3 separate regions of the Homo sapiens genome follow, and regions 2 and 3 are each linked to region 1. Evidence: read pairs that join two places in POLR2A ChIA-PET (ENCODE). Cell type or tissue: MCF 10A. All regions are shown on one strand.

Region 1 (2,500 bases):
TCTGCACACATGGGTACCTACAGTCTCTTGCAAAGCCCTCCCCAGCCTCTGCCTATCAGAATTCCCCCCATTTTAAAAAGCCTATCCAAATGTCTCTTTCTCTATCTGGCTTGCAATCATCACCCCAGTCAAAAATAATATTGCTCACCTAGCATTGTGTTTGCGTCCTTTTTGAGACATATATATGGCCTCATGTTAGAAGCTTTTGTATAACTTCTCAATGGGTCCTTAGCAGGTTGATGACAGTATCTTTGAAGTACCTTTGCAACTTCTGCAGTGATTCTTGTCTTAAATGATTCAGTGTCTTAAATGTGATAGGCACCTTCTAAGTATTTTACCTCTAGGTGATTAAAAATTGGGGAAGTAGAGAAATCAAAGAGGAAAGGATGCTTAATACGTAACGCGTGTGTACTTTGCCTCTCTGAGTCTTATCTGTAAGAGCCCTCCAATTCCCATCACGTGAGGGTCAGGATCTGTGGTGTATTCACTCCTGGTGTTAAAGCCCTTGAAGTTTATTTTTCACTGGAAAAGTTTTTATTTGAGTTGTTTCTTGATAATGAAGGTGGTGGCTTACGCTCAGCTGTTGATGCTTGTTTGAAGTAGTTTTTTTTTGTTGTGTTGTGTTTTTTAAATTTAAGAGATTTATCAGGTCCATCTTTTACCTGGCTGCTGCTGCCCTGTAGAAAGCGAAGGAGCTTTCTCTAACTTTGACAGGCTGAAAAGTTTCCTGAGCCCTGGACTTGTTTGTCTTCTACTTGTTTTGCCCTTCCCTCTCTCTTTTTCTTTCGACTCCTTTAGTGAGGGCTGCTTTTGGGTGCTTCGTCAGCTCTGAGGCACGTCAAATACGTGTATTTTGCTTTCAGCGTTGTGTGAGGGACCCTGGCGGCTGGAACTGCCTCTGGTCGGGGCTTAGGGCTGACTGCAAACGTTCCCATTTTCCTCTCTTCCTCTCATTGGTTCCCGAGGTCACGTGAGGGCCCCGGGGGTTGGAATTCTGAGTTGTGGCTTTGGCACTCCTCTTTCTTTTTAAAAATCGCTGGGTCTGTTGAGCTGTCCTGGGCTGGGTGCCTTGCTCTTTGACTGAGACTGGAGACAGACGGCAACAGCCACAGGCAGACTGAGGTGGCAATAGGAAATCTGCCGAGATGTTCAGTCAGGTGCCCAGGACCCCAGCCTCAGGCTGCTACTACCTAAATTCCATGACACCTGAGGGCCAGGAGATGTACTTGCGATTTGATCAGACTACAAGACGCTCTCCTTACAGGATGAGCCGGATTCTAGCACGCCATCAGCTAGTGACTAAAATTCAACAAGGTGAGTGGCCGGCAGTGGAAGGCTGTTGCTCATTCTGATTTCTGTTGGCTCTATTTCATGCTAACCCAGTTTTTTTTGTTTGTTTGTTTCCACTTTATAACATATGGATTTCTATGCCACACTACCCGTAACTTTGAAAAATAACTTTAGGCTGCAGTTTTCAGCAAACAGGACAGTCCTTAGCTGCCACATAGCTCAACATAAAGTGCACAAAAAACTTCACGGTGGGACAGTGAATCATAAATTCCCAAACTGACGTGTGTCTACAGAACAGATGAGAACTGTTACTCAGTGTGTATCTTAGGAGCTTTTCTGCAGTTTCCTCACACTCCGTCACATTTAAAATGTGGACACTTGTTTATTTCATTAGGGAGGAGGCGAGGGACTAATGTCCACCCTGCCCAGAGTATTTCGAATATCCTTAGTGAAGAGGAGGAAAGCAAGAATTCTGTTCTAAAGGCCACCAGGCTAAGCACTAGAATCGCATTCTCTTCCTGTTTGTATGTTTATGTCAGCAGTTGCCACAGATGTGTTAATATTGTTTTCCTGGTAGAGAATTAAGGTGTTCGTTCATCTCAAAACAAATCCCGTAACCTGCACACAAAACTCCAGCTTCCTAATGCAAAGAGAAGAGAATATTGATTATAAGCTGCTTGATATTCTTTTTATTCCCAGCCCCTCAAAATACCAGCCTGGAAGTCTGGACATTACTAAAATTTACCAGTCTCAAAAAAAAAAAAAATTTAAAACATGCTCCTTATAGGGTATATCAGTAGAAAGCAGAAAGACGAACATTCCTAAGAAGCCCCTAACACACACGTTTACAGTCAGTTAATGATCACCCTCCTCCTAGACTACAAAAAAGAAATTATTATATTGGTGCTAAATAAGTTAACCAGGAATTTTTAGAGCCGTTCCTAAGAAGCCCCTAACACACGTTGACAGTCAGTTAATGATCACCCTCCTCCTACACAACAAAAAAAGAAATTATTATATTGGTGCTAAATAAGTTAACCAGGAATTTTTAGAGCCATTATAAAAATACAGTTTCCACTTAAATAAATGAGTTTAAGATTATATTGAATATTAAAGAGGAAGTTGGGGTTTGTAATCATGAAAATCTTATTGTAATGTTTCCAGAAAGAACAATATGTATTCTAGCGGGCAGCATTTGATGAGATTGTTT
Region 2 (2,500 bases), 78 kb after region 1:
TATTTCACTATGTGGCTGTACCATAATTTATTTGTAAGTTCTCTATTGGTGAGCACTGAGGTAATTTGCAATCTTTTGCAATGAAAGATGCTGAAATTAAAACTTGAATATGTGTGTACACCTGTCTGCAAATACCTCCAGGAAAAATTCCTCCAGATGGAATTTCCTAAGACATATCTCCCTGGACTCACATGTCTTTCTGGTTGCCTCTAGCACTCTTCCTGTTTTCAACCCTGTCCTCCTAGTTCAGCCTTCATGACCTCTTGCTGAAATAATTGCCATAGCCTCCTGAGTGGAGCCATCTGCCTACGCTTCCCTTTAGAATCCATCCTTAACATGGTTTCTAGCTCTCACCGCTCAGACTGTGTTACACCTGTGCTCTAAAACCCCCAAGGGTTCATAATTGCTACCTGAGCTGGTATGAACTCCCCATACCCTCTCCCAGCATCCAAGGCCATCCCATATATGGTTCCGCCCCACCTTTGATGACTCATTTGCTTGATTTCCCCCACGTGTTCCCTGTGCTTCAGCAGCACCAGAAGGTTCCTGAGTCCCCAAGCTTGCCTTGCCTCCTGTTTCTTTGGGTGCCTTAGAGCTCACTCCCTACTTGGAAGTGTCCTTCTCTCTCCTGGGTCCTCCCTCATCTCTGCCTGTGTACCCTCATGCTACAACCCCGCCATGTTTTCTAGATTCTCCCACTCCCACTCCCCAACCTAGACTCCTTCCACCTCCCACTGTCCTCATATCCTGCTTTAGGTGATAATTTCATTTCATGTACCCTTGCAGACCACCTGTGCCAGAGAGAGCTGGCAGCACACATCCTCTGAAGTGGCTAGCACGGAATGTCTTGCACATTTTAGGAGGTTTTTTAAAAGGATTTATTAGATAAGATCTTCGCAGTTGACAAATTCTCTTACCCAAAATTGGCATAATCCTTTAGCTTGGGGAGAAGAGATCACACACATGAAACTATTATGGAAGTAGGGAATTTCCCAATATATTTAGTCAAGAGCACAGAAGCTCATTGGCAGTGAGGTGCCAGGCAGGGTAGGAGCAGGAGCAGCCCCTATAATCTGCCTTTTGTGGGCGGGGCAGGGTCACAGATGCCTGTCACACAGCCTGCATCGAGCAGGGCCTGCTGGATTAAAAAGCTGACTTCTGGCCAGCTACAGCAAGCAAAGACTTGCAACACCATATGGGAAGAATTGACCCAACAATCCATGTGCTTTCATTAAAGGGATGTTTACAGACATCCTGGTTCTTGACTCAAGTTCATTGTCACAGAATGACGTTCTCATGGAGGAAGTGGGAAAGGGGTGGAGTTGAGGGGTGAGTGTAGAAAGCTGGACGAAATCAGGGGACCCTGAACAAAATCTCTCGTGTTACTTTTCAGTTACTCAGAAAGCCTCTCTCTCTACAAATCCCTACAAGGTTGAGACACACAGGCACTCTCAACCTTGAAGTATCTGATTTTACAACTTCAAACTCAGGCTTCTCACAATACTCTATACTCCCTCTCTTAGAGTGAGTACCTCTTATCTAGTTCAAAGTCTCATTCATTCTCTTATTTGACAGACTCCAGTTGTGTTTTTCTTGCCTTTAAGGAGCTCACTGACTAATGGCAGATGCCAGTTCTAGGGTTCTATTGAGTGAGAGTGGAAGGAGAACTAAGGTATCAAACTTTTGCTATTCAGCCCCACTCTGCCCTATGCTTACTTCGTATTCTCCCTCACTGTGGAGTTCAAACATTTAAAATCTGAGTGGCTGTTATCCTCAGCATGCACTGTATACTCTGCACCTTACTCCCGGAATCCTTTCATCTTTAGCTCTCCTTATCACAGGCAGTGGTAGTTTGGTATCATCCTCTGCCAGATTAAACATGTATATTTATTTAATATTCTCTCTGTTGTTGAAAATAACAATACGAATGTTGCATAATAACAACAAAGTTCTTTATCATCTTCATTTGATCTGCTGTCATCTGTGAGGTCTCCAGAGCATACTCTGTGCCTTTCATGTTCGAGGACACTGCCGAGAAATAAAACTGAGACTCGAATCCAGATCCTGTGACTGTGAATCCTAGTACAGTATTCCAACATATAGCCTTAGTTTAGGAACACTCACTTTTTCTATTCATGGTAAACGTGTGGCCTCCACTCACTGATAAGGTGAGATTACCATCGAGCATGCAGTATACGAAAGTCTACAATGCATTGTTTGTCATGCTCACTTACAGAGCAGACTGATTGTTCCACAGTCACCTGTTCAACCCCACTTGGTAGTGGTTAACCCAGAGAAGCAACTGCCTCTCATCTGGAACCTGAAATGCATCCCATGCATTCTCCTGATTCACCAAGTTCATTGGCAGTGTAAATACAAGCAAATCCTGTTGCCAACTGAGGGTGTAATGTCATCAGAATGTGAAGGATGACCTGAGTTTTTTAAGGATACACAATTAAATGTGCACTGATTTTGTTATATCCTATTTTGGCATTTTCTC
Region 3 (2,500 bases), 120 kb after region 1:
TGGGTATAGGAAATGATGCTACACGAGGAGTCACCTGCCATGGCTAGGACAGGGCTGCTTCTAATTTATGATATTTACTCATTGCAGTTTTGTTGTCATTTAAGCCTGAGGTCTAAAAGTTTAAGTGCCTGCCCATTAAAGCAAACAAAAAAAATCATCTTATTTGAATGATTGATTTATCTGGGTTCTGGTTAAAATTTGGTTATTCATGTATGTATCTGAATAGGATTTCAGTTCGTTATCCATGTTGCTGTCATAAAAAATGAAATGCAGCTATTATCTGAGGAGCCTTTTAAATAAAATTTCCCTGGCTAGCTTCAGCCCCATTGCACTGTCCAACCAGAATTTTAAGTTCCAAAAGGAGTGTTGTTTTCAAAATTTTTAAATTTTTCATTTTTGTGGGGACATAGTAAGCGTATGTATATATTTATGGGGTACATGAGATATTTTGATACAGGTGTGCAATATGAACTCATTACATCATGGAGAATAGGGTATTCATCCCCTCGGGCATTTATTCTTTGTGTTACAAACAATCCAATTATACTCTTTTAGTTATTTAAAAATGTACAAATAAGTTGTTATTGACTGTAGTTACCCTGTTGTGCTATCAAATAGTAGGTCTTATTCATTCTTTCTAATTTTTTTTTGTACCCATTAATGATCCCCACCTCTCCTCCAGCCCCCACTACCCTCCTCAGCCTCTGGTAACCATCCTTCTAATCTCTATGTCCATGAGTTCAATTATTTTGATTTTTAGATCCCACAAATTAGTGAAAACACGTGATGTTCCAAAGGGAGTTTTCTAGAAGGATTCCTGGCTGCCCACTTCTTCTCCACCATGTTATCCTTTTCATCTTCAGGATCTGAGCTCACCACATTCCCTGGGCTGGAGGGGTGCGAACTCTTTCATAGGTCACTTCCCACTCTCTGTCTTTGAGCTTTCTAGGCTGCAGAGCCCCTGTCTTGTGGGTCTTCCCCATTTGTTCTTCATGGCCTGGCTCTCTGGGACTGTCTTGCTGAACACTACATTTTCATTGTAGTAAAGGTAATAATAAAACAGAAAAAGGCATAGGATTCATGTAATGCCAAGAGAAAATATAATATTCTGTGCTTCTCTCCAAGACTTGCTGACTCATAATTAGGTTTAGAGCATGTCTAGAAATTAGGTGTTTTCTCGTTACTATCCGCTGTATTATATGGGAGCGGGAAGCAAATCTGAGCTTGAAAATCTATTAGGCAGCACTTTATCCATGACTCAGGAGCAACTCACCACATTTTCCACACGTTACAGATGGAATGTATGTTTTCCTATTTCCTCTGAAATACTTGTGTGGTTATCAAAGTAGGAACCTTCAAATACAGACTCTCAACTGGGTACTAAATAGAACTTTTGAGCAATGCAATAATTGCCTTTTGTACCTTCCCAGAGGAAAGCCCAAGTTAGCCCAGGCAGCACAATTCAGCTAAGCTGTGTTTTGAACAGCAGTTGTGGAACTCAGAGACTCCTTTTCTGATAGAAATGCTTTCAATAGCTTTTCTTTCCAGCTTGGTTCCCTGGATGTTTCTGAACCATGTGTCCATGGCAGGAATGGGTACATGGTAGGAACATGCTGGTCACACTTAAGTGGAAAACCCTCACACAAGAGACAAATCTCAAGCTTTTGAAATCATCAGTCCCTGGAGTAACAGTAGATTAGGGGATGACAGAAGAGGCAGGCGTTCCGGGGCAGGAGCCACCACAGGCTCTGTTTCCTTGGATTTAATGACAAAGTTCAATCTAGATTTAACCAGATCTGTGGAACTAGGCGGTAGGGTTTTGCTCTTCCTGGTGATGCCTGAGTAAGATCTGGCCTTTGGTCTATTTTCCTAACATATACCAAATAGCTCTGGCACATCAAACATCTTACTGCACAGACACTGAGCTTTCAATGTTGAGGTACAATCGCAGGCCCAGGGTGATGTTAGTGTAGATCATTTCTGTGCAGTGATCCCAAGAACGCCCTGTACACTCCAGCTTTGGCTATGGGGAAAAATTAGCATCATAGTAAATGGAAATACAATGACCTGACAGGGACCCATCCTAACAGCGGAGGAAAGGGCCTTGGTAAAGACTTGTGATAATAGGCTGTTTAATTTTGTTTGGAGAGACTGGACTTTCAACAGATGAACTTCTTTCCCCTTGGATTCATATTTGTCTAACAGAGTTGTGGTTGGGAAATGATCCAGGATTCACAAGGTCAAAAAGTGACCTGGTTCACATACTGTAGACTCCTCCTATCTCACTCCACAGCTTCCCCAGGCAGGTGGTCCGGTGGGCTGTTGGTGCATCCACACCAAAAATGGTCACCCAAGGGACATATCAACCTCTTGGGCTTGGCCCTCAGAGGTTCTGGCAGGCTCATCAAACTCAAGTCTCAATTCCAAATAATCAACTTTCCTCTTCTATGCCGCACTCTACAGCTTGAAATCATTCCAATGTGCTTGATTAATGAACATT

What was found. ChIA-PET counts read pairs that join two places held together with the same protein. Peaks named below come from ENCODE experiments on the same cell type or tissue, not always from the same donor. Only the 100,000 strongest peaks of a DNase experiment are listed, where the experiment ranks them.
Region 2: POLR2A ChIA-PET joins it to region 1 with 25 read pairs; 5 of 35 experiments call an interaction of 5 or more read pairs at or near these places.
Region 3: POLR2A ChIA-PET joins it to region 1 with 15 read pairs; 4 of 35 experiments call an interaction of 5 or more read pairs at or near these places.

What each region holds. Positions count from the first base shown.
Region 1 is chr13:33,284,284-33,286,783 of GRCh38, reverse strand. It overlaps STARD13 (StAR related lipid transfer domain containing 13), which reads left to right and starts at 1,029. Exons shown (of 14, transcript NM_178006.4): 1 at 1,029-1,314. The coding sequence starts at 1,146. RefSeq lists enhancers at 727-856, 867-926. In MCF 10A, a CTCF peak has its summit at 852; a DNase peak (open chromatin) is centred at 973.
Region 2 is chr13:33,206,459-33,208,958 of GRCh38, reverse strand. The region is part of intron 1 of STARD13 (StAR related lipid transfer domain containing 13); the gene reads left to right. Among named protein-coding and RNA genes, the nearest start is that of STARD13-AS, 70 kb to the left of the region's middle. In MCF 10A, no CTCF peak of the experiment used is centred here; DNase peaks (open chromatin) are centred at 488 and 1,198.
Region 3 is chr13:33,168,200-33,170,699 of GRCh38, reverse strand. All of the region lies in intron 1 of STARD13 (StAR related lipid transfer domain containing 13), which reads left to right. Among named protein-coding and RNA genes, the nearest start is that of STARD13-AS, 110 kb to the left of the region's middle. In MCF 10A, no CTCF peak of the experiment used is centred here; a DNase peak (open chromatin) is centred at 1,249.